3 separate regions of the Mus musculus genome follow, and all the other regions are linked to region 1. Evidence: chromatin loops called from intact Hi-C (ENCODE). Cell type or tissue: left cerebral cortex. All regions are shown on one strand.

Region 1 (8,000 bases):
GCGTGTGTATATATATATATATATATATATATATATATATCTTTATATCTTTATTATCAACTTATAATTTTTATTATCTGACCTGGAGTCTTTTGTACCTTTGTCTCCCTTTGCTGTTTGAGTTAGGACACTGTAGTTCTCTCCTTCTTTTTTTTTTTTTTTTCACAGGGAGGGGCTGACCGTAGAAAGATCCTTGGCTTCTGTACTTCTGAGCCTGCTCTCTGTCTTTTGTTTGAGTTGCAACTGGCATCATGTGCACTAATCTCAGGCAGCCTGCAGCACAAACAGTCTGGAGAGTGGGTCTGGCTGGCCCATGTCCTGGTGTAGACTGGGGGATATGGGGAATGAGCATGCAAAGTCTCCCTGGGGCATAGATGCCTCAATCATCTCACTCTGACACAAAGTTGTGCTCCAGGGTCCCATCCCTCCCTAGGCTCAGGGAACCCCACACTGGCACTTCTCAAGTTCCAGCTCCAGGCTGGGGTGATGTCCCTGGCTGTAGCTGTCTGTCTGGGGGTTGGAGAGGGAGCCTCTCTGTAGCTCTCTGTAGACCCCTCAGACCCACTCAGCTTTTAATCTGTATATTGTTGTAGCCAGAGATCGTTGTCCCAGTCATTTATTCAGGGGTTGGGGTGAGTGCAGTGGACTTTTATCTAAGGTTAGTTGGGTTCTAAGCCCCACATTGGGCACCAATTTGTTATAGTAAATCTCTAACCCCAATATGCCCATGCAAAACCACACAACTTAGTTTTAATGTTTATAAGCTATATGCCTGGATTGGGCAGATTTACCACTACACTAATCTATTCCCCAGCTGTGAGATCTCTTGTTGTTTGTGGGTTCTCTAGGCCACGTGGTCTTTTTTTTTTTTTTTTTTTTCCGAGACAGGGTTTCTCTGTGTAGCCCTGGCTGTCCTGGAACTCACTTTGTAGACCCCCAGGCTGGCCTCGAACTCAGAAATCTGCCTGCCTCTGCCTCCCAAGTGCTGGGATTAAAGGCGTGCGCCACCACACCTGGCTTTCTTTTTTTTTAAACCTCTTTTCTTCTCTGTCTTCTTCCTCTCTCATTTTCTACTCTTTCCCGACTCTCTAGAACCTTCAACCCCACCTTTCCCTTCCATTGCCCAATCACAGGCTCTAGCCTTCATTTGACCAGTTAAAATGGGGAGAAGGTTTACATGAAATCACGTGAGTACATGATCCATTCCTTGTTGGGGTAGCCCCTTTTGCAGAAGCAGAATTAACATCAGAACACAAACAGCACCAGGGAAACCCACAACATAAATTTTCCTTCTTTTGAGTTTGTATGTCTATCTGTTTATACCAGTTTTGGAGAGGCTATAGGTTAGGTATCTTCTTCCTCTATTACTCTTTTTTTTTTTTTTTTTTTTTAAAGATTTATTTATTATATGTAAGTTCACTGTAGCTGTCTTCAGACACACCAGAAGAGGGAGTCAGATCTTGTTATGGATGGTTGTGAGCCACCATGTGGTTGCTGGGATTTGAACTCTGGACCTTTGGAAGAGCAGTCAGGTGCTCTTACCCACTGAGCCATCTCACCAGCCCCCTCTATTACTCTTTATCTTATTATTTATTCCCGTGATCCATAGACTGGCTCTGAACCATGCCATTTCAGAATGGTTGTCTGGCTAATGAACTCCTGCATTCTGTCTGTAGCCCATTCTGGCACTGAGGTCATGGTATTCCTTCTGCCTCAGTCTTCTGAGGCCTGGAATAACACTCTGGTACTTCCAAGGTTTAAAAACTTTTTTTTTTGATATGTATGGGTGTTTTGTCTGTATATACTTTGTCTATGTATGCTTAGTGCCCATGGAGATGGTGAGAAGGTGTCAGAGGCCCAAGACCTGGAGTAACAGAAGCTTGTAAGCTACCAAGTAGGTGCTGCAAATTGAACCTGGGTCCTCTGGAAGAGCAGCCGGCAATCTGAACCACTGAATCATCTCTTCAACTCCAGATCTTACTTTTTAAAAAAACAAGATTTATTTTTTTATTTACCTTATGAGTACTCTATCTGCATACTCAGAAATCCGCCTGCCTCTGCCTCCCGAGTGCTGGGATTAAAGGCGTGTGCTGATCTTACTTTTTTTAACTTACTAATTTATCATGAGCTGAAAATGGTGGTGAATGCCTTTATTTCTAACACTTGAGAGGCAGAGGAAGGAGTATTTCTGTGAGTTCAAGGCCAGACTGGACTACGTACTGAGTTCCAGGAAAGTCGGGATACATAGAGAAAAATCTCACTCAAAAAACAAAACAAACAATCAAAGTTTAAGGTCTCTTTAGCTATGTCAAAGCCAGAGTACACGAGACCCTGTTTAAAACAGAAAAAGAAAAAGAAGAAGAAAAAGGAAAAGAAAATGTTGTGGGTGCAGAGGTGGCTTAGCAGTTACGAGCACTGGCTGCTCTTCCAGAGGACCCAGGCTCACAGCCATCTCCAGCTCTGTGGGGTTTGGTATCCGCTGGCTTCCTTGGGCACTGCACCTGTGTCATGCATAGACATGCATGCAGATAACACCCATTCACATAAAATAATAAAATATGCACTCCAGGGCAGACCCCATGTCCAGGAGTAACTGGCCAAACAAGCTGAACTCCATGGGTAAACAGGGTCGTCTAGAGTCCATCACTGGGGTGCTTGCTGCAGGCCCGATGGCCATGAGTTTGATCCCCCTGGAAAAAGACCTGACTCCTGTAAGCTCTTCTCTGCATCCGCATGTCCCCTTGCCCAACAAATAAATAAATGCATGTAAAAATAAAATAGGTTAAGAATTTACCATAGTGATATCTTCACGTAACACACATACATATACATACACATATAGCATATATACACATAATACATATAATATATAAAGAATATAATGTCCTTTTGCACTCTTTAGTGACTTTATATTATTTAATAGTATAGATATGTTAATTTCTCTAACTAGGTCTCGGTTTTTGGATAGTTAAGTGTTTTTCAGCCTGTTACCAAACAGCAACTAATTATTGCACATTACTCTGTACAAGTCAGTTTTATTATAGTTGATGTTTTGAGACAGAGTTTCTCTGTGTAGCCCTGGCTGTCCTGGAACTCATTCTGCTGACCAGGCTGGCCTCCAACTCAGATCCACCCGCCTCTGCCTCCCAAGTGCTGGGATTAAAGGGTGTGCCCCCACCAGGCTGTACAAATATATCTTTGGACTAAATTTAGCATTAGAATTGGCAGAGGGAGACATGCTGTATTAACACCAATAGATGCATCCTTTCCTACAGATCTAAAAGCGTTTTCTCATATCCCTGCAGGACAACACTTCCTAAAACTCTGAACTCACAGTTTGACCAAAGGCATTAAGAGGGTGCCTTCTTTTTATTTAATTCCCTTAAACAGTAGCAACTTCCACACAGGGACACTTCAGCATGGGCCACCTTACTCAGTTTGCATCTAAACATAGTCTGGACTGTTTCTATTTACAGCTGTTTTCTTGTTGGGTGAAGCTGACCATCTGGGAGAAATTGAAAAAAAAAAAAAGCTATAGGAGAAAAAACCCCATAACTCTAAAAGAAACTCACTGTGGCTTATTAGCTTCCAGAGGATCAAAAATTCAGGATTTTTTTTTAAAAACAAAATTCAGGGCTTTTTGTTAGATGAAAAATATATCATCTCTGTCTAAATCTACTTATTATTTTGACAATGAGCGTTAATAATCCATGTGGCCAGCAGAGGGCAGCACATCCCCATAGAGTGTCCAGGAGACGCCTTCAGCAGGGACTTTGGACCACATTAGCAAGAATACTAACCCACTTTGTCACTTCCCCGCCTCCAGGCTTGGGGCTGGTGAAAGAGAGGAACAAAGCTTGCCTAAAAGACCAAGACAAACTGAAGAACTGAATGCCAGCTAAGTGCAGGGCAGCATAGAAACAGGAAAGAAAGAAGTATTGTAAAACCAGCATCATTAAGTAGAAGGGGATTTTAATTAAATGTGATTATTTCAGGCACTGTTTACACAGCAAAGCCCAGAAAGTATACTTTATTGTATTAATATCTCACTTCACATCCATTTTGCTAAAAATGTCAAATAATTTAGCTCTGTATTTAATCTTCTATTTTCCTAAAAATAAGACTTATCTTTTAAAAATCAAAATGCAGGTTAACCATATACTTTAATGTTAGTCCATTTATCCAATACTGAGTGCCAGGAGGAGAGGACATGGGGTGGACATAGTCTCTGCATTCCTGCCCTCACTCCCACGTACTGGGGATTGAACCCAGGGCCTTGTACACGCTAGGCCAGTTGTAGTACTGAGCTACATCCTCCGCCCTGACTCCTGTTTTTTTGTTTTGTTTTGTTTTTGTTTTGTTTTTTTTCAGCAAAGCAGAAAGGACTGGAAACCTGGGTCAGGAAGCTTTGTAACTTCAGAGGTGGTATCATAACTGGTTCTGCGGCTGGGGCCAGATTTCTTAACATCTCTGTTTTATTTCAGAATAAAAAACAATACGGATGCGCTGTCAACCTCACAGACCCACACACAAAACACCATGTGAGGGCGGGCATTTCGGGCCACACAGCCACACAGATGGCTTAACAGGAAGACAGCCCGATGACTTGAGTCTGAATTCTGCAATCCACTTGGTAGCAAGACAACACAGTCCTCTGACTGTCACATGTGTGCTGTGGCACATGTAGACCCCCCTCCTCCTCCCCCAATGATAAAAGTAAGAAAGCAAGTAAGTAAATAAGTAAATGGGCAAGGAGAGGAAAGGAAAAAAGAAACACAAAGATATGCAAAGATGCTGCTGGGGGAAAAGGAGTATGATTTAAAGAGCCACAGCATAACATAATGCCCACGGCAACAGCAGAGGCAGCTTGCTGTGTCCTGTGAGCCAGCACTCTGCTAAATGTTGGAATTAGTTCAGTTAGGGCCTTATCCTTTGCATGTGGGTCCACCAGACAGGCGTTGTACTCTAGGCGTTGGGAGGTGGGGATGCTCACGAGAAGTCAGACAGGATCCTAGGAACGGGCAGAACAGGCTGGACCCAGAGTCTCTTGAGTGCTGCACCTGTCTGGTGGCCAGCCTTCCTCTCCGTTGAGCACAGAGGAACTGTATGCCCTGCCATTACAGTCTTACCCAGGACAGGACCAACATCCAAAATGTCCAGAATGCGGTGATTTCCCCAGCGTTCTGGAGGCTGAGGCAGGAGGAATCCGAGTTCAAGGCCAGCCCAAGATACACAGCGATTGTCAAACAGCAACCAGAAAGCACGTCATAGGCAATTCCATGAAAACCAGAGAAAACTGACCTTACTAGTTACCACCGTTCACACACATATTAATACATGAACAATCAGTTTCAAAACCACTCCATGCTACAGCTTCTCCAGAAAGTGTAAATTGGTCATGTTCTAAAGAAGAACTGGGGTTAACGTTAAGATTCCTTCTAGTGGCAGCTTGAGCTCTTGTTGCCTAAGAGAAAAGCGAACCGTGGAAAGCTGGAGGAGCAGGACAGCTCACCAGCAGCCAGCTCAGAGCGGGGCTCTTACACTTGAGGCTTCAGGGGTCATAGGTCAGGACACCCCCTTCTGGGCACAGAATGGCCAACATCCTGCAAACACAGAATCGGTCCGTTCCCCGGGAGATTCTGCACAGGTGGAGAACGGAACAAAACACCACATAGGAGCGAGCCTGCGGCTCAGCTCGCTGTTTCTTTCAAATCACACAGAGAGGTAAACGGGGAAGGTAACTGCTTTCTGTTTCCTGTTCCCTCCAGCCAAGGAGCAAATGCCAAGGGAGAGAGCTAAGAGCTAGGCACTGGAGCGCGCAACAGACACAGCAGTCTTTTGTGTTTGCTTTTGAGATAGGGCCTTGCTTCGTAACCTTGGATAGCCTGGAACTTGCTCATGTAGACCAGGCTGGCCTGGAACTTGCAGTGAGTGATCTTCCCGCCTGTGCCTTCTTAGAGCTTGGTTTCCAGGCATGCACTATCACAGCTGGTGTACATTAATTGCTTAATAACACATCGGTTACAGTGTCACCATCACCTGCGTTTTACAGAAGAAGCAGCCCCAGCTTTTTGTCCAAAGTAAAAAAGAAAAAAAAAAAAAAAAAAAAAAAAAAAGAATGTCTCATAGCATTTGGGCCGATACCTGGCTCCAGAGGCTGTGTTGTTAACTACGGCACCAACACATTTCCTTAAACTAATACCGAGAGGGAGGGGAGAGAGATCAAGTTGGAGGAAGGAGGGGCAAGAATGGAGAACTGAGGGGCAGAAAAAACAAGCCTAGGGCACAAAACAAAACAAAACCCCCAAACCAAATGGAAGCCAGGAATAACTCCAGGAGTAGCCCCATAGCCTGTTGTCCTGAAGAAACTCTGAAGACGGCGCCCTTGGGGTTAGGCGCTATTGAGTCAGTCCTTGCGCCACCCTGGGAGAGGAGCGCCGCCGTTGCTGGGCACAGAACGACCTTTCTATACAGTGTGCTAACTGTTAAACAGAAAGTTCACTGGCGCTATACAAAAATTCCTGTGCGCCCAAGCACACCTCACACGTGGAAAGTTACTGAGCGGTTGTGGCTGACTTGGTAAGGCTCAGGCAGCCACAAACCAACGACTGTGGAGTCCATTGTCAGCTTGCTGCCATAAAACTTTGTTTTTACGAGGCTGTTCTGCAAAAATTGAAATTTAAACAAATTTCCACCGTTGCTAGGTTTGCTTTGTTTTGCTTTAAGGTCTGTAAAACACGTGGGCTAAACTTTAAATAGGAAGGTCCTAAACCCTGTGATTAAAGATTAGAAAATATTCTACCACTAAGTTGTTTTAAAGTTTGCTTTGAAGTTTTCACAAAAGAAGGTCGAAAGAAAGATTCCACTAAAATGTACAGACGGATGACTAATCTTTCTGAATCGGTTTGTCAAATTACTTAAAGGCAACTATGGGTGGAAATGGCTTGAATAAGAAAGCGTTCGAACGCTGAGCAAGTACTGTGCCACAGAGGCAGAACAAGCACGTCCCCAGAAACGTGGAGAATACTGGGACCGAAACCCAGTCCCTCGCAATGTCCCGCCCCGTGGCCGAGCGCAGCTGGCTGTTGCCTAGGTCCGGTTGGATGCTCCCGGGTATGGCCGGGTGCGCGATGCTTGATGCAGCACTAGAGGAACTCAAAACACAAAGCAAGCAGCCAGGGGCGGCCGCCCAGCCGAGCATACTCACGGCTGGGGCCCGGGATCCTGGCGATCCCTGCCGTGCAGCCGCCAAGGGACAGTGCGTGGCGACGCCCGGTCTCCTCCTCGCCAACCCCGCGCACCACGGCCCGGGGACCTGCCAAGCCTGTCCCGTTCCCCCTTGCAGCCGGCACTTGACAAAAACCAGCCCTGAGCTCCGCGCAGTCTGCGCGGCGCCCGCGGCTTCGACTTTTCGTGTTGGGGGGTAAGATGGCAGGGCCGGGGAAACAAAGGAAACTTGGGCCGGCCGGCGTGTGTGGTTCGTGTGCTCGCCCCAGGTCCCGTGTGGGAGTCGCCTGCGCCTGTGCATGCAGCCTGCCCGGGGAAACCCTAGCTGTGCCAGAGCCCGGGGCGCCCGCCCACCTGCCGCGCTGGCCGCCCCGGGACATCCCAAGTCACCCCGGGCCGGTGCAGGCGGCGGGGGAGGGGCCGTGAGAGCCGCACAGGAGGGTGGGGGTGGGGGCGGGGAGGCGGCGGGGGAGGAGGAGAGCACGGGTGGGCGGGCGCCGCACGTCACGGCTATTGTGGCTGTCCCGGTATATAAGGTCCCGCCGGCCGGCCGCGCTCCCCACCTTGCCTGCGCCCGCGCGAGCTTAGCAGATCTCCACTTACCGAACATCTAGAGAGTCGCGCCGCGCGCCGACGGAGCGGACATGGGCAGAGCGATGGTGGCCAGGCTAGGGCTGGGGTTGCTGCTTCTGGCACTGCTCCTACCCACGCAGGTGAGACCCTGTTCTCGATTGGGCACTGGAGACGCGTCCTGGGGCTTGTGTGTGTGTGTT
Region 2 (8,000 bases), 150 kb after region 1:
TAGGACTCTGGTTACCTAGAATTAAAATATAGATTATTTTTTTAATTGCCTAAAATTTATAACTAAGATGCTATACTTTAGCATGTTGACTTAACTCAGCAAGGTTACCCTACACAGACAGAGCCAGGCCTTTTTTTTTTTTTTTTTTGAAACAGGTCATCTTAATCTTATAACTTGGTAGCAGTTGTTATTCAGGAATATTTAGGCGAATGAGACCTTACAAATCTCCATTCCCTGCTGTGGAGACCATGGTTCCTAGGCCAACATTGTTGGCATCATTTGAGTTTGTTAGAATATGCTGACTCCCAGATACTACTTTCACCCTGGAAATCAAATCTTCATATTCTAGTGGCCCCAGGTGATCTGTAAGCCTCCGGCATCCTGAGGTCTACAAGACAAACTTGATGATCTATAAGAATGCCCACTGTACTCTAAGCTCTATGGTACCTGGCTGGTTCCCAGCCTCAGAATCTTTGAACATGTTTGGAGTAGGTAAGTCCATTGAATTGTATAGAAAGAAAGAAAGAAAGAAAGAAAGAAAGAAAGAAAGAAAGAAAGAAAGACACCCCCCCCAAACACCCAAGTTTGGGAACCATCAAAAGAGTTCATCTCTTTCTACTGGAAGTGATAAAATGGCCTATCCAAACTGTGGCCAGGGTAACACCAAGGTTCCATACATAAAAACAGTCACACTGTTATTTATTAACTGTGATTAAGTAAACTATACTTACAAGATTTGTTCGAAGAAATTCACATTGTTTTAGTCTGTCTAAACAACAACACAACAACATAGACACGTGATTTAGGAAGAAACCCCTCTCACAGCTGTGCTAGCTTTGATACTAGCTTTGGACACTGAGTCAAGGGCCTCTCTCCTTTCAGGCTCTTTATCACTTAGTGTGTCCTCAGATCTCTTCACCTTTCCTTTTAAGGCCTCACCGAGTTACCCAATCTAGCCTTAAACTCACTCTGCCCTCCACATTTATCCTGGATTTGTGATCCTTCTGCCTCAGCCTCCAAGGTAGTTACAGGCATATACCACCAGGACTGGCTCATACTTCTGGTTTTTAAAAGCAGACATCGGGCTGAGTTGTGGTGGCACACGCCTTTAATCCCAGCACTATTCGGGAGGCAGAGACAGGAGGATCTCTGATTTTGAGGCCATCCTGGTATACAGAGTAAGTTCTAGGGCAGCCAGGGCTACACATCTGAAAGCTGGAAGAAAGTCTTTGAGAGACACTAAATTTTATGGCACCTTCCTTTATGTTGCCCCCTTAGTCCCAGCTTTTAGGGCTGTGAGCAGCCTTAACTGACAAGGCACCATGCATGACACTGAGCTAAAGTGCAGGCAGAATTCCGAGCTGGTTGTTAGTCATTTAAGAAGAGGGACTTGAAACTGAAAAACTGTTTCCGTTAAGATTGGCCTGTAGAAAGTCTGTGGAGTATTTTCATGATTAACGATTAAGGGGAGAGGGTCTACCCCACTAGAGCAGTGTGGCTCCCTGGACAGATGGCCCTGGGTTCTATAAAAAGCAAGCCGAATGAGCCACAGGGAGAAAGCCAGGAAGCAGCATTGTTCCACAGCCTCTCCTTCAGCACCTGCTTTGACTTTTCTCAAGGGGAGACTGACCAGGATGCATAGAGCACACGAACCTGTTCTCCCCAAGTTCATTCTGGCCACAGTTTCCATCGTAACAACAGGATGATCCAGAACTAAGTAGGACAGACACCAGGCTTATGACACACAGACCACCAACAGGACATTTGTAATCTTGTGCAGAAGAGGACAGAGGCATGGTCTCCTAGAAACACAGTCAGCATAACAAGACAGTTCGTCATAAGGGCCATGTTAAGTAAGTAGCGTCCAGAAGCCGAGCGAGTACCATTAGACCAGTGTCTGTGATGGATACTGTGAGCTCTCATCTTGATAGGCTCTAGACTCACCCAGATACACCTGTGAGGGAACTTACTGAGGTGGGAAGACCTATGTATCCTAAAGGTGGGTGGCACCACTTCCTGGCTGATCACATGCATTTTATACTGTCTGGAGTTCTCCTAACTCCCTTTCTGACTCTGGATGTGATGTGACAAGCTGCAGCTGGCTCTTATCCCTTCAACCACCCTGCTACAACAGACTAGACCCTTGAACATCGAGCTGCAATAAACCCTTCCTTGCTTGCTTTGCTTTTGTCTAGGTGTCTTATCACAGCAACAGGGAACAAGAAACTAAGACACCTCTTTCGGGAACAGTTGGAATGTCCCTTGGGTTTCTTGAATCATGAATAATTAACTTGAAACTGATATAATAAATTCCTAAGCTCAAATGCAAAGAAAATATAAACATAATTTGCTATTTAAACGAACAGAAGTTTTACTGTATAGATAGATGCTCTTTAACATTTGCAATGAGGACTCATAAAAAAATACCATGAAAGTCACTGTTACTGGGGGGCTGGGATCGTGGGTCAGTGTTTAGTATATTTAAAGTGCTAAGGTCAATCCCTACCACCACCAGAGGGGGGAAATTCACTTTTATTGGGGCATCTTACAGATACAGACCAATACAGATGTAACATTGACCTGCAAACTCCACTTTGAGCTAACAAAACTAAGTTCTGACCCTAACAAAGGGCTGGTTTTCCTGAATTTTCATGAGGCTGCATTTCTAGAAGGCTTCGTGTATATTAAAATTGTACAAACAAGGCTTTGTTTCTGTATATGAAGAGAAATTAGGTTCCAGGCTCAGGATTAAGCATAGGCTTTTCACCTGCCTGAGAGTTCAGCCACATTTCCAGTTGTGTGACATATGCACTGCTTTCTTCTGCAAGCTGTCCAGTGTCATTGCTGTCACTGAACCAGCAGGGCTCCATCCCAGCATTGTGACAGCCAGCAAAATCCATACACACGTGGAGTGGGTAACAAGGCTCCTAATGAGAAGTACAGGTGAAAGAGATAAGTGAGGGTGGGGTGAGGGGGAGGTAGGGGTGGGGTAGGAGGTGGGTAAGGGGTGGAAGGTGGGGGGTGGGGGTGGTGCAGAGCAAATTTCCGCCAGCACAGGACCCCCCCCCCCCCCCCCGGGGATTTGCTGAAATGTAGATCAGGAGGTGTGGGGCAGGCTTTAGAATCTCATCTTCTCTACAAAGTCCCCAGACTGAGGTTGCAGCTTTCAGAGGAAGAAGAAAGAAGCAAGAAGCTTGGGTAGAGGAAGCAAAGACTTCACAAAGAAGAGAATACAAACAGATCTTTGAAGAAAGAATGGCCTGGAGCTGTCAACCTCCCCCGACGCCTAGCTGTGGGGAGACAGGGGGTGGGGTGTCCATAGCCCACCCTGCCGAAGCCAGTGAGTGGCCTGGAGCCAATAGCCTCACGCTCAGCCTCGCTGTAAGGGTTGAGTCTGGCAGACCCCAGGCAAGTTCATTTCCTTCAATAAATCCAGCAGCTTCCCCTTTGATAAATACTGTCAGAGCTGGAACATGTGGTGCTAACAAAATATGGTTTTAATTTGGGACCCGCTGCACTCACGGTTAAATACTTGTGTATACAATAGCAGCTTCACAGCCAGACAAGTTAATATGCCCGGGCTGAAAATGGCTAAGCCCATGAGGATTCGGTTATACACATTTTTGCTGCTCTGAAAAGCAACCTAATCACCATCATCAATTTTAATACTCCAGGACTTCTCGAGAACGTGGAGGCTTTTAAAGGGCAGCCAGTTTTGCCTCTGCATCCAGTGCAGAAGCCACACATTTGTTTCGCCGATATTTTATATCCACTTATTGTCATATGTTGTTTGACCTTCAGAAAACGGCATGCTGTTTTAATCAACAACTCAACGCGGCATTCAAACTCGATGGTGCATAGCCTCGTGGCAAACCCAGGAGGTGTTGGGGAGAGAAGACGGGGTTGGGGGAGGAAACCAGACCAGAGTTTAACAACAGCCAGGCTTGTTGTGGCGGGTCTCCGTCCTGGGAACAGAAACTCTCAGTATTTTTGCCAGGCTTGAGTGTGTCTGCCTTGGAATAGTCCAGGGAGAGGAGAAAACTGGTTAGACCAGTTTCCGCTGTGGCCCTGGCAGTGGACAATGCTGGTAACTGGACCTCCAGGAGAGCGTGGATAATGAGCAAGCCCACGGCTTCCAGACAGTGGGTCACAGGAACGGTGTGAGGCCATTTCCCGGCACACCAACGATCCCAGCACTCAGCTCGTAACCGTCCTGGGAGACAGAACTAAGAAAGGTCGGCAGCAGGTGTCCTGCGGGCGGTGGGCAGAAGAGAAAGCCAAGAGTTTTGGTTCCTGGAGTCGGGGTTTTCTCAAAAGACCGCAGCTTCAGGAATAGGGAGGGAAGTGAGCTGGGTCAAGCCCCGTAAAAAACGAAAAATAAACCACCCAGGAATCAATGAATAGCCTTAAAGGACTGGAGGTTTATTCATCAGGCATAAAGGGAGCTGATAGGAATTCTTTAACCATCCTGGAGACATCTGTATGCTGCACTTAAACACATTTTCCCCATTAATTAATTAATTAATTAATTAACTAATTTTAAATCCCAATCGCAGCTCTCCCTACACCTCCTCCCACATGGCCCTTCCCCCACACTCCATTTTAAAAAGTGTATTTTCCAGGCCAGTAGTGAAGTTCAGTACTAGAGGGCTTGCTTAGCATTCTCCAGGTCCCACACTGTACCCGGGATTGGAAAAAAAAAGTATTTTTCCTTTTATTATGTACTTATTTTGAGAGAACAAGACTACCATCCCTTGAGCAACAATTTCCCAGTTAATTATTCTCCATCAAATCCTTTGAAGGAGTCGTTAAACACTGGTATGAACTCTTTTGTTTTGGGTGCTGGGGACTGAATCCAGGGCCAATTGAGAGACACCTGTGACCCTTCAACTCTGGGTGCTTGTGCACAAGTATATGTATATTATACCTGAAAGGCATTGATGGAGAGAGATGGTTTTAATTAATTCATTTTTCTTCATTTTTTTCTTTCTTTCTTTTCTTTTTGTTTTGTTTTGTATGAGGATGGGGTTTCCCTATGTAGCCCTGGCTGTCCTGGAACTCACTCTGTAGACTGGGCTGGCCTTGAACTCAGAGACCTGCTTGTCTTTGACGCCTGAGTCCATGCACTGCTGGCCAGCTCTCTGTTTTGTTTTGTTTTTTGTTTTTTTTCCTAATACAGGGTCTTGCTCTGGGGCTGTTCTGGCTGCCCCAGAACTCATCATGTAACCCAACCCAGCCTTGTAACTCAAACACGGCAATTCTCCTGTTCCAGTCTCCTAATTTCTGGGATTACAGGTATGCACACCACATCCAGCAATGGACATTCCTCTTTATGATGAAGGCAAGTTTTTTCTGGTCTACTAATCTGTTTTAGTTGAAAGTGTTTAGGCACAACCAATAGGACTGAGTGGATAGGGAGTCTCCCAGGACACCTTACAGAAGTCTCTGTGTCCTGTTTTCTCTCATTTGTTGGCTGGGGAGAGAGAGGTAGTATTCTTGCCCACCTCAAATGTGTTGGTTAGGAACCATGGAGACTTTGGCCACATGAACATTCATTCAGCCTGTTGCTACCTTTGCCATTGGCTTCTCTTTTTTCTTTGGATCGCTTCCTCGCTAATGGAAGGATCAGGAGGGTGCATAGTTCATCTGAGAAAGAATGAATGCAGACTTCTAATGGTATAGAGATTGTATGCCACTAGTGGGGGAAGGGTTCCCACATATCCATCCCAGCAATGAAATGCTATAGGGACAAGGGGTCAGTGGGCATTTAATCCAAACCAAATTGAGCAAGTAGAACAAGCCTCTAATTGGAGGCCTGGATTCCACATTAAAAACCATTCTGCACCTGATACCTTTGAAAGATACCGCTGTGGCATCTACATTTCATGGATTTACTCCTAGCAGGCCCCCCCCCCCCCCAAGCACGCTATCCATAAAGCACTGATCCAGCCTGGCACCTGCTTCCTGCAGCCCGAGCCCAGGGACTGATTGGGCAAAGTCAGCACTCCTTTTGTAGGCTCTGGAGCTCTGATGTGTGCACATTTTACTCCCTCCTGGTACCTCAGCTCCATTCTCCTCCAGTATCCCTTTTTGTGAGCTGTTGCCCTTTCTGCATTAACGGACTTCAGCCCTTCTAGTAACTAAGAACCAAGATTGTCATCAGAGAATGCCCCTTCACCCACAGTTCCAGAGGGGCAGATGTAACTGAACTCCTTTGAATGTGGGTGGAGCATCTGGGCGCTGCCTGGGCCAATCATTTCATCCCATTTCATGGCCATATGATTGGTCTAGACAAGTGCCTATGAGAGATGGTGATGTTTTTTTCTCCCTCATTTCTGTTTTGGGTATCTGGGAGGATGTAAGCATCTCTTGTCCATTAAGGGCCATAGGAAGCCAACACTAATTCTAACAGTGTAGTAGCCAGAGCTGAAAGTTGAAATGAAAACAGCACAATCTCTGCACCAGCTAGGGACAGCTGTACACACCTTTGATCCCTGCACTCTAGAGGGGAGAGGCAGAAGACCCTGTGAGGTCAAGACCAGCCTGGGTTATATAGTGAGTTCCAGGCCAGTTGGTACTGTGCAATGAGACACTCTCTCCAACATGAATAAAATAAACTTGTGCATGTATGAAAATATCACAATAAAACCCATCTATCTGTAAACATGTACATACATATACACATACACACACATACAAACAGACTCACACACATACTATATACATATATATACTTATACCTATATGTACACCTATGCATATACCTATATAGATATATGTGTATATGCATACATATGTGTTCTGATAATACTATCTGAGCCCAATTATTCCATGGAGCCAGCCCTATCACAAATCTTTACCTAGGTCCTTCTATAAATTCTGTTTTTAGCTAAAAATCATGGTAGGTTTTCTATTGATTGCAATAAGAAGACAGACACACCCAACTTTCCTTTTTTTTTTTTTTTTTTCTTCTCATTAACCCACATTAAAGAAACATTTCCAGAAAGGCCATCCATTCTCAATTATGCAGCTGATGGTGCATGCCTGGGATACCAGCTACTCGGGAAACTGAACCTGGAAGACTACATGATCAAGGAATGCCCGGGCTATGGTGTGAAGCCAAGGCCAGCCTAGGTGATTTAGTAATACATAAAAATAATTTTTATTGATAAAACAATAAGTAAATAAGCCCGCAAATAAAAAGTAAATGGCATTAGAGATATAGCTTGGGGGTTTGTTCAGTCACCACCACTTGAGGACACAACAAACAGGACTGGGGAACTGGAAGTCGAACCCCACAGGCAGACAGAACAGTTCAACGATGAGTCCTTAAGCAAGACTTTAGCTTCAACTATTCGTCCAGTAAGTATTAAGCCCCTGAAATATGTTGTTGCAAAGAAACATGGGGAAACATGCTAGAGAAGACTCTTCCCATAATTATGGAAAATAAAGGCTTCACTTTAATCTTTTGTGCTAAACTAATTTGAGCTATCCAGAAAAAACAAACAAACAAACAAAAAAGATCATAGATGCTAGCAAAACTATTCTAGATCTAGTATGAGTGGAAGACCTTAAGTCAGTGTATCTACCTAGCTCTAAAATGGGTCTGTGATGGTGGGGGCATTGGTCAGGGATTCCTTATTTCTGTAATTGAGAAAGAAAACCTCCGTCAGTAACTGTGAGTTATATTATCATTTATTTTGTCACTAAGTGTACACGGGCCAGTCCATGGAGCCACTCTTGAGACTCTCTGCACCCTGGGGCTTTCTCTACTACTACTGGATAGTTTCTTGTAACAAGTTGAGATCTTCCAGGTAGCAATCTGTGTGTGAGGCAGCTCATCAGCAGTTTAGGGTGACATTAAACGTGGTGTCTGTAGCTGGACATAGCAGCACACATTGATAAAACCAATTATAGGGAGAACCAAGCCATCAGCCTGGACTAGATGGCCAGTTTCTGTCCAACCTAGACTACATGGTGAATTTCTGGCCAACCTGGAC
Region 3 (8,000 bases), 480 kb after region 1:
ATTCTGTAGCCCAGGCAATACTTGAACTTGGGAACCTCCTGCCTCAGCTTATCAGGTATCAGGGAACACAGGTCTGTGCCCCTAATCCTGGACATAGGTTAACTTGCGGGGGAGGGGCTGTCCTAGAGCTCCTTGTGGTAACCAGGCTGACCTTGAACTCACAGAGATCCTTCTGCCTCTGCCTCCCAAGTACTGATATTAAAGGCATATTCCACTACTTCAGGTGTAGAGGTTAACTCTTGAAGAAAGCGTGCTTTCTTAGTTTTTAAACTGTTTTAGGCAAAGATTATCACAAAACTGGAGGGTTATGATTTGATTTGCGTCATCATTAACAGAGAGACATTTTAAAGTGGATGTTTAATACCAGTGATCTAAGTATCCCCCAACTCTCTCACTCTGACCTTATCTGACCTTATGCAAACTTATGCCCCCCCTGCTCAGGGCTCTCAGTAGGTCACCTTGGGAAGCAAAGTGCTCTCAGGCTCCGCCCTTCACTCGGTGAGCTGGGCATAGGTCTGTGGGTTTCCATGTCCTGAGGTGACCAGCTTGCCTGAAGCGCTGCAGTCTGCGTCAGCTATCACAGTCCCAGAGCTCTCTCCTAACCCCAAGTTATCACCAAAGCTCTGTGCATTTAATTTAGTGTCACTGGCCCTGTCTCCCAGCCACAGAGTTGACTTTCTCCCAAGTTCTTCTGGGCATTTGCTGCTGAACTGCTGGTTAGAAATCATTAAAAATATGTCTAGAGTGCTGCTAATTAGCCAATAATTAGAGAAGACCACGAATCAAATGCATAATGACTGTAGGTGGTGTTTAAAAACAAAGAATCTCAAAACCGAGGCTTATCAGGCACGGGGCAGAAAGAGGCACTCAGACGCAAGGCAGTAAAGCCGTGAGTTGTGGAAATAAACACCGATTAAGATCCTACATTCTCCGTGCAGGACACATCTGAAAGAATGCTCTCACGGACTCTGTCAGAGCAGGGTCAACAAATGTTTTAATCTATCTCAAGCTGTCCACTCAGCACTTAGATGTTTTCCAAAACATCTCTGTGCATACAAACATATACACATGTTAAAATAGACTTCCTTAAATTATGGGTTAGGTCAGTACTCTGACAGGGGAAAAGAAAAGCACAGATCAAAAGTTTATAGGACACGCTTTTTCTCCCAGAGCATATTACAAAACAAGGCTGACGACACACGTTTTACGAATTCCATCCAACAGCTTCAAAGTTTCCAGGCACAGAACAAAGTGAATGTATACATATATATATACACGATTACAGGTGGAGCGCAGGGTGGATGAGCATCAAAGCTGAGTCCAGGCTGGCAGTTACCGCCTCTACAAGAGCAGAGCATGTCCAACCAACAGGGGTGGGGATGATGGGGGAAACCACGGAGGTTGAGAGCCAGAGCTGTGTCTCCATCTTATACCTGGTGAAATGTGGTACCCAAAAGGCAACATGGAGCTGAGGACTAGAACCCGAAGACAGATGCTACAGATACAACTTAACAGTAGAGTGCTTGCCTCGAAAGAACGAGGCCCTGGGTTTGGTTCCCAGTACTGCAGACCATAGAATCAGAATTTGACTATCCACTTTCCTGAAATGCTACTTCTCAAAACATCCTGACATTTATTTATTGAGACAGGGTCTCCTGTATCCCAGGCTGGCCTCGAACTCACTAGGTACCAAAGATGACCTTGAATTCCTGCTTCCATCCTGGTGTTCAGGTGACAGGCATGTGCCACCATGCCTAGTCTATGAGGAGCTTAGGATGGAATCCAGAGCCTTGTGCATTTTAGGCAAGCATTCTTCCAACTGCACTATATCCCCATCCTCCCAAGCATCTTTGTGGTCTATTATTGTCTAGTTCAAATAAGAAGTTGGTACCCTGCCAATGACCTCAGCCCAGAGGAAAATGGCTTTAGAGAAAATATAAATTTATATATATATATTTTTCCAACACAAGGATCTGAAAACTTTCACGCAGAGAGGGCTAAGTCTTGGAGAGCACTGCGCAGCAGTAATCGGCTTTAGTGGCATTCACTTTGCTAGCTAAACTATAGCCAATTAGAAGAAAATATTAATACAAGGCAAAGGGAGGAGAGGAGAAAGACAAGAATGTGAGTTTTAATTGTAGTGACTGGAATACCGACAGATACAAGACTAAAATGCTTAGCCATTCACAGAAGTAATAAATGCTGGCTCCCCCTCACACACCCTCACAATGGAACACTTGTAAAGAGTTGCTGTCAAAGAAACCACAGCAAAGGCCAAGTTCACAGAAGATCTTCAGCGAGGACTCACCTCAAGATCCCGGTCATAGTTCCTGTTTCTGGAATTTTCATATCTATTCCGGGAGTCAGGGCCCCTGTTCCGAGAGTCGACGCTCCTGCTACGATTGTTGGCACACCCGTTACACCTGCCGCAGCCGCAGCCACAGCCACAGCAAGTCCGACCCCCCATCTCAGCGGATCAGCCGTCAGATTTTCTCCAAGAGGGAACAGTAAGTGTCGCAGAATGAAAGCAGTGTCCCAGCCACACATGCAGCCAGGCCAGTGCCTGACAGACCCAGGGTGAGAGCCCAAAGAGGGACTTCTGATCAAAACAAACACTTTCCTGAGATTAGGAGAAACCTTCCACTCAGAAGAAGGCCAGGCACAATGGTGGCATCTCTCCAAATGAGGGATCCTCTCCCAGTGGCCGCAGGAAAAGAAGTGAGCATCATTAGCCGTGACTCCGCTTTATAAGACGTGATGTCACCACAGCTTTAATTTTCTCCCGTGTTGCATTTGCTGGTAGGAATTCAGCTTGACATTTCAGGATGCCAGAACAATAACAGTAATTATCGCCACACTGAGCTCTGTATTGTCCCTGTAGTCTTGGATCACTGGTGAGCCCTTAAAGCAGGTATGCTGGTCAGGACAGTCACCATCAAAGGCAGGGGACCCATCTTCCCTGAAGCTGGTTGCAGTATCCCAGAGGACCCCTCTTAAGTGTTTCTAGATTCCAAGTTTTAAGTCTTAGAAAGTTTTTGTGTTATGTGCAAGAAATGAGCTTGAGAGGGAGAATATTTGGAATGAAGGGTGCTTTGTGCAGCTCTTCAATTTCCATGCCAACAATTCCAAGTCCCATGCCTGTTTCCTATCACTTCATGGTCCCTCTAAGGGTAGAAAGAGGAAGAAGGGAGAGGGAGGAGAGAGAGGAGGAAGAGGAAGAGGAAGAGGAGAAGAAGGGGGTAATGATACCCCAGAAGATAAAAATTTCTTTCTTTCTTTCTTTCTTTCTTTCTTTCTTTCTTTCTTTCTTTCTTTCTCTCTTTCTCTCTTTCTCTCTTTCTCTCTTTCTCTCTCTTTCTTTCTCCCTTTCTTTCTCTCTTTCTTTCTCTCTTTCTCTTTTTCTCTTTCTCTCTTTCTCCCTTTTTTCTCTTTCTTTCTCTCTCTTTTTCTCTCTCTCTTCCTTCCTTTCTCTCTCTCTGTCTCTTTCTTTCTTTCTTTCTCTCTTTCTTTCTCCCTTTCTCCCTTTCTCTCTCTCTCTCTCTCTCTCTCTCTCTCTCTCTCTCTCTCTCTTTCTTTCTTTCTTCTTTTCGAGACAGGGTTTCTTTGTGTAGCCCTGGCTGTCCTGGAACTCACTCTGTAGATAGACCAGGCTGGCCTTGAACTCAGAAATCCACCTGCCTCTGCCTCCCTAGTGCTGGGATTAAAGGCGTGTGCCACCACTGCCTGGCGATAAAAACATTTCTTATAAAAACTTTTATCAAGGCTGGGCATGGTGGCACATGCCTTTAGTCCCAGCATTCCAGGGGTAGGAGCAATTAGATCTATATAACAAGTTCATGAACATCCAGGGTACATAGATCCAATCTCAAGAAAAGAAAATAACAACAACAACAATAAAACCTTCTGCAGTGCTAAATATCATGGATTGTCACAAAACCAGAGAAAGAATGGGAAAAGAGAATTCACTGAAAAAAAAAAATTTAAAAAAAATAAAAAAATCATTAAAAAAAAATATCCTGTCTCACTCAGGAGGCAGAGGCAGGCAAAATAGTCCAAGGCTATCCTGGTCTACAGAGTGAGTTCCGGGACATCCAGGACCACACAGAGAAACCCTGTCTTGAAAACAAAGAAAGAAATCTCAGCCTCATTCTTTTCTTTCTTTCTTTCTTTTTTAAAATTGATTTACTTTTCTCTTATAGGACAGGTTCTTATTCTGTAGCCCAGGTGGTCCTGGAACTCAGGGCAATCCTTCTTTCTCAGTGTCTTTGGTAGGAGGATTACAGGGAGAACACCATTTCTTACTTTCAACATGATTTAATTGCTAAGTTTGCAAATTTGAATAACACAATAGCAAGAGACTGGCAGGATTTAAATAGCAACAGCTGAGCGCTGAGCACCCACGGATCCGGAGAGCTGGGATGGTCCAGCCATCCTCTTACACCTGAAGCATCACAGAGTTGGTCTCGAGTGACTTGGAAAGAGGAGTACCAGGATTTCTTAGTTAAGAAAAAACATGTCGCCCAGGTCATCCTCAACCTCTGTAACAAGTTACAGCTGGGCTAGAGTGCAGGTGACACTGTTGGGAGTTGCAGAGGGAAGAGAAAAGAACAAATAAAATGGAGAATTGTATGTGGTCCCTGCATTTTCTGTTGAAAATAGCCCACCCTGGATGGACTGCCTATATACATACGTAGTAAGAGATACAAAGCAGGCCATTACCCATCAGGGCAGAAAGAGCCTTAAGCCTTTGTTTTGTATATTACATTACAACTGGATGTTTCTTTTGCCCTAAGAAAATAATAATGAAACTTAGAAGAAAAGGTAATAAATATGCTAACCAGGTTGTTGAAAAGAAACCACACCCTCTCATAGACAAAGCCTTCTAGCTTGGCAGAATACAGGAAATGGACTGGCTTACATGTATGCATATGTTTATTTATACATCTATAAATAAACAACACTCACAGTGGCTACTTCAAAGGGTGACACAACATGTACTTGGGAAGGAAAGAAAACAAATCCTTAACTGAGTTTTCCTGCTACAGCCTGGTGATCCTGACACCTTCAAATGGAAAGCTAGCAAGACATAAATAATATTCCTTCCTTCCCTCCCTCCTTCTCTCTGTGTGTATATCTCTTTCTTACCAGGTAAGATACTTAGCTTTTAGGAGAAAAGCAAGTGTCACAGGGAACCCTGCTGTGTGAAAGCCATCTATAGGGAGCAAAGCCACAGCCCCTGGCATTGAGCCTCCCTGTTCACGGAAAGGTCATGCTGTCAGGCCACATCAGAGCCTGGGAGATAGCTGCCCAGGTGCTGGCCGAGTTCAGAGGACACTTAAGGTAACTGGCACACAGAGAGAAAAGGGAACAATTTTCCTGGGCAGAGGCCACCAAGGAAGAGCTCTTCTACAAGCACACAAAAGTGGTGATGCTTTCGGCATGGGAAGATGAACAAAGGCAAGAGACTGACCTGTAAAGGAAACCTAGGACCAAGCAGAATATCCCAGACAGTACAGGCAAGACTTATAGCTTATAAGAAACCAGAGGGTCCTGGTGATCACAAATGCATCCCTAAGTTTTAAGTTTAATCCTAATAATGCTTAAATTATTTCTCCTCTCTTCAAAACGTATTTAAGTAGACAATAGTTTCACACAGTTCCAGGACAGAAATGCAAACATATAAGCCTTCAAAAGCTTGTGTCTCCTACCCATACATTCCTCACTCAACTCCATCACAGCTAACTATTACTAGTGTTGACTAATTAGTTAGAGACTTTGCATCTCCCTATGTAGAGCAGGCTAGTTTGGAACTTGAAATCCTCCTGCCTCAGTCTCCCAAATTCTGGAGTGTGCCTTCTCCTAGCATCACTAGCTTTTGATGTTCACATCTATAGTCAATGCATTTATAAATAGATGTGAGTCTGTCCTATGTTGCTGCCTCTTGTACAATTATTACATGCTATTCATTTTGATTCTCATCCTAGATGTTTTGTTTGGTGTTGTATTATTTTTATGCCTTAGATCAGTGGTTCTCAACTTGTGGCTGGCACAGGGAACCCTGCTCTTTGAAAGCCATCTTTAGGTACCAAAGCAATAGCTTCTGGCACACAAGTGGTGAGCGTTCCTGTGGAAAGGCAATGCTATCAGACCATGTTAGAGGCAGGGAGATAGATGCCCAGGCCAAGCCCTTCGGAGTTGAATGACCCTGTGGTGGTTTGAGTACGCTAGGCCCACAGGGAATGGCACTATTAGGAGGTGTGGCCTTGTTGGAGGAAGTGTGTCACTGTGGGGGTGGGCTTTAGAGGTCTCCTCGTGTGCTCAGGCTCCACCCATTGCAGAAGAGAGCTTCCTCCTAGCTACCTAATTCCAGCCCAATCGGTGGTCTGGGTGGAGGATCTGGCATCTCTGAGATGCAGGTCTAATTGGCTCTCTCAGCCATAGTCTCAAGAGATAAGAAGCCAAATACACATTGGTAGGCAGGAGAGACAGTCAGTCAGCAGTAACTGAGAAGGCATGCAGACAGGAGTTTGGGTCTCCAGGAGCCATGTGAATACTGGATAGGCATTGCTGTTCACCTGTAATTCCAGCAGCACAGGGAAGGCTGAGACTCTCAGAGCAAGCTGGCTAAGCAGACTTGCCAAGTGAGTGAGCTTTGGGTTTAACTGAGATAGCCTGTTTTACTGAATAAAACAGAGTGAATCAAGGAAAATATCTACCAGGCATTCACATGCGTACACATGTATCCATACCTGCTAATGCACACACCGACGCATATCACTTGTACATAAGAGAAGAAAACAGCTACTACATTGGTGATAATGAAAGAACAAGGAAGACTGTGGGAGCCGAGGCTCAAGAATAAGAACAAAAAAGAGGTGAAGGGAACCAAGGGGACAGCAGTGTACCTCAAAGCCGGTTCTTCCAGTGCGAGGCCCTTTGATCGTCCCTGGGGAAGAGCAGCAAGCAGTGTAGAACAGAGGTGGCACCTGGCTTGACCCCATTGTAGGGGACACTTGGGGACAGTGTGGGCCTGAACTGTTTCCTGCCTGTTCTTTTCTACCTGTCCTGTTAGCCATGGGCTTCAAGCTCTGACCTTTCCATCTGCCTTGGGGCCTTGAGGTCTCTTTGGGGTAAAGCTCAGGACACAGTGCTTCTTGGCTGTAGCCCAAGGGTGTGAAGAGACAGCTGGAGTGCTGATGGCCCTGCATGGCAGACAGGGACACTGCAGAGCCTTCACTGTCCCTCCCCAGGAAACTTATTTTTTGCCCCAATTCTTTTTTTAAATTAATTAATTAATTAATTAATTTACTTTTATGTCTGAATGCCTATATGTTTGAGTGTGTATCGCATATGCTCCTGCTGTACAAGGAGAGGTGTCCAAGGAGAGGGCACTGGGTCCACTGGAGTTGGAGTTACTGGCCGTTGTGAGCTACCAGGTGGGTGCTGAGATTCAAACCCAGGCTTTCCACAAGAGCAGCCATTGCTCTCAATGTCTGGGCTGCCTCCAGCCTCTCCTTTGCCTTACTCCGAATGCTGCCACAAATCACTTCCTGGACTTCAGCAGTCATTAAGGGGCTAAAATGAATTGTATTTACAGAAGAAACAGTTTCCTCTTAAATGATAAAAGGCATCATGCAATGATACCTAGAATCCTTGGCTCAGGTCAATGACCAGGGCTACCAGTGCTCTTCACCCATGGCTGTAAATGATCTTGTAAATAAATAACTCACAAAGAGAGAAGGAAGTGAGAAATCAATGTGGAAGTGAGTATAAAGTATAGAAAATTTATTAATTTAAATTTGATTTCCTATTCCACTATTTGCTAATATGCTGTTCTGAGTTAGAAAGTACCCTGATTCTGTGGTAATAAAGATACAGCTCTTATTTAATTTTTTCTATATTAAACTATTCTGCATGGATTTTCCCCATTTTTGCCGTGTCCTAATGAAATATAAAACATGCTCTAATAAGCTTATCGTGGTCTTTTCATATTGCTTAAC

Evidence for each region. A loop is a pair of places that touch in the nucleus more often than their neighbours do. Peaks named below come from ENCODE experiments on the same cell type or tissue, not always from the same donor. Only the 100,000 strongest peaks of a DNase experiment are listed, where the experiment ranks them.
Region 2: a loop joins it to region 1, with 2.0 times the contacts of the local background. A loop is called at or near these places in 4 of 42 quality-filtered maps.
Region 3: it touches region 1 in a loop (2.2-fold over the local background); 31 of 42 quality-filtered maps call a loop at or near these places.

The regions. Positions count from the first base shown.
Region 1 is chr10:43,571,383-43,579,382 of GRCm38, forward strand. It overlaps Cd24a (CD24a antigen), which reads left to right and starts at 7,787. Exons shown (of 2, transcript NM_009846.2): 1 at 7,787-7,940. The coding sequence starts at 7,872. In left cerebral cortex, a CTCF peak has its summit at 3,728 (motif pointing right); DNase peaks (open chromatin) are centred at 3,743, 7,102 and 7,877; H3K4me3 peaks cover 1,032 bases.
Region 2 is chr10:43,719,485-43,727,484 of GRCm38, forward strand. No RefSeq gene overlaps it. Among named protein-coding and RNA genes, the nearest start is that of Gm40634, 20 kb to the right of the region's middle. In left cerebral cortex, no CTCF peak of the experiment used is centred here; a DNase peak (open chromatin) is centred at 4,021; H3K4me3 peaks cover 788 bases.
Region 3 is chr10:44,056,197-44,064,196 of GRCm38, forward strand. All of the region lies in intron 2 of Crybg1 (crystallin beta-gamma domain containing 1), which reads right to left. Among named protein-coding and RNA genes, the nearest start is that of Crybg1, 89 kb to the right of the region's middle. In left cerebral cortex, no CTCF peak of the experiment used is centred here; a DNase peak (open chromatin) is centred at 4,401.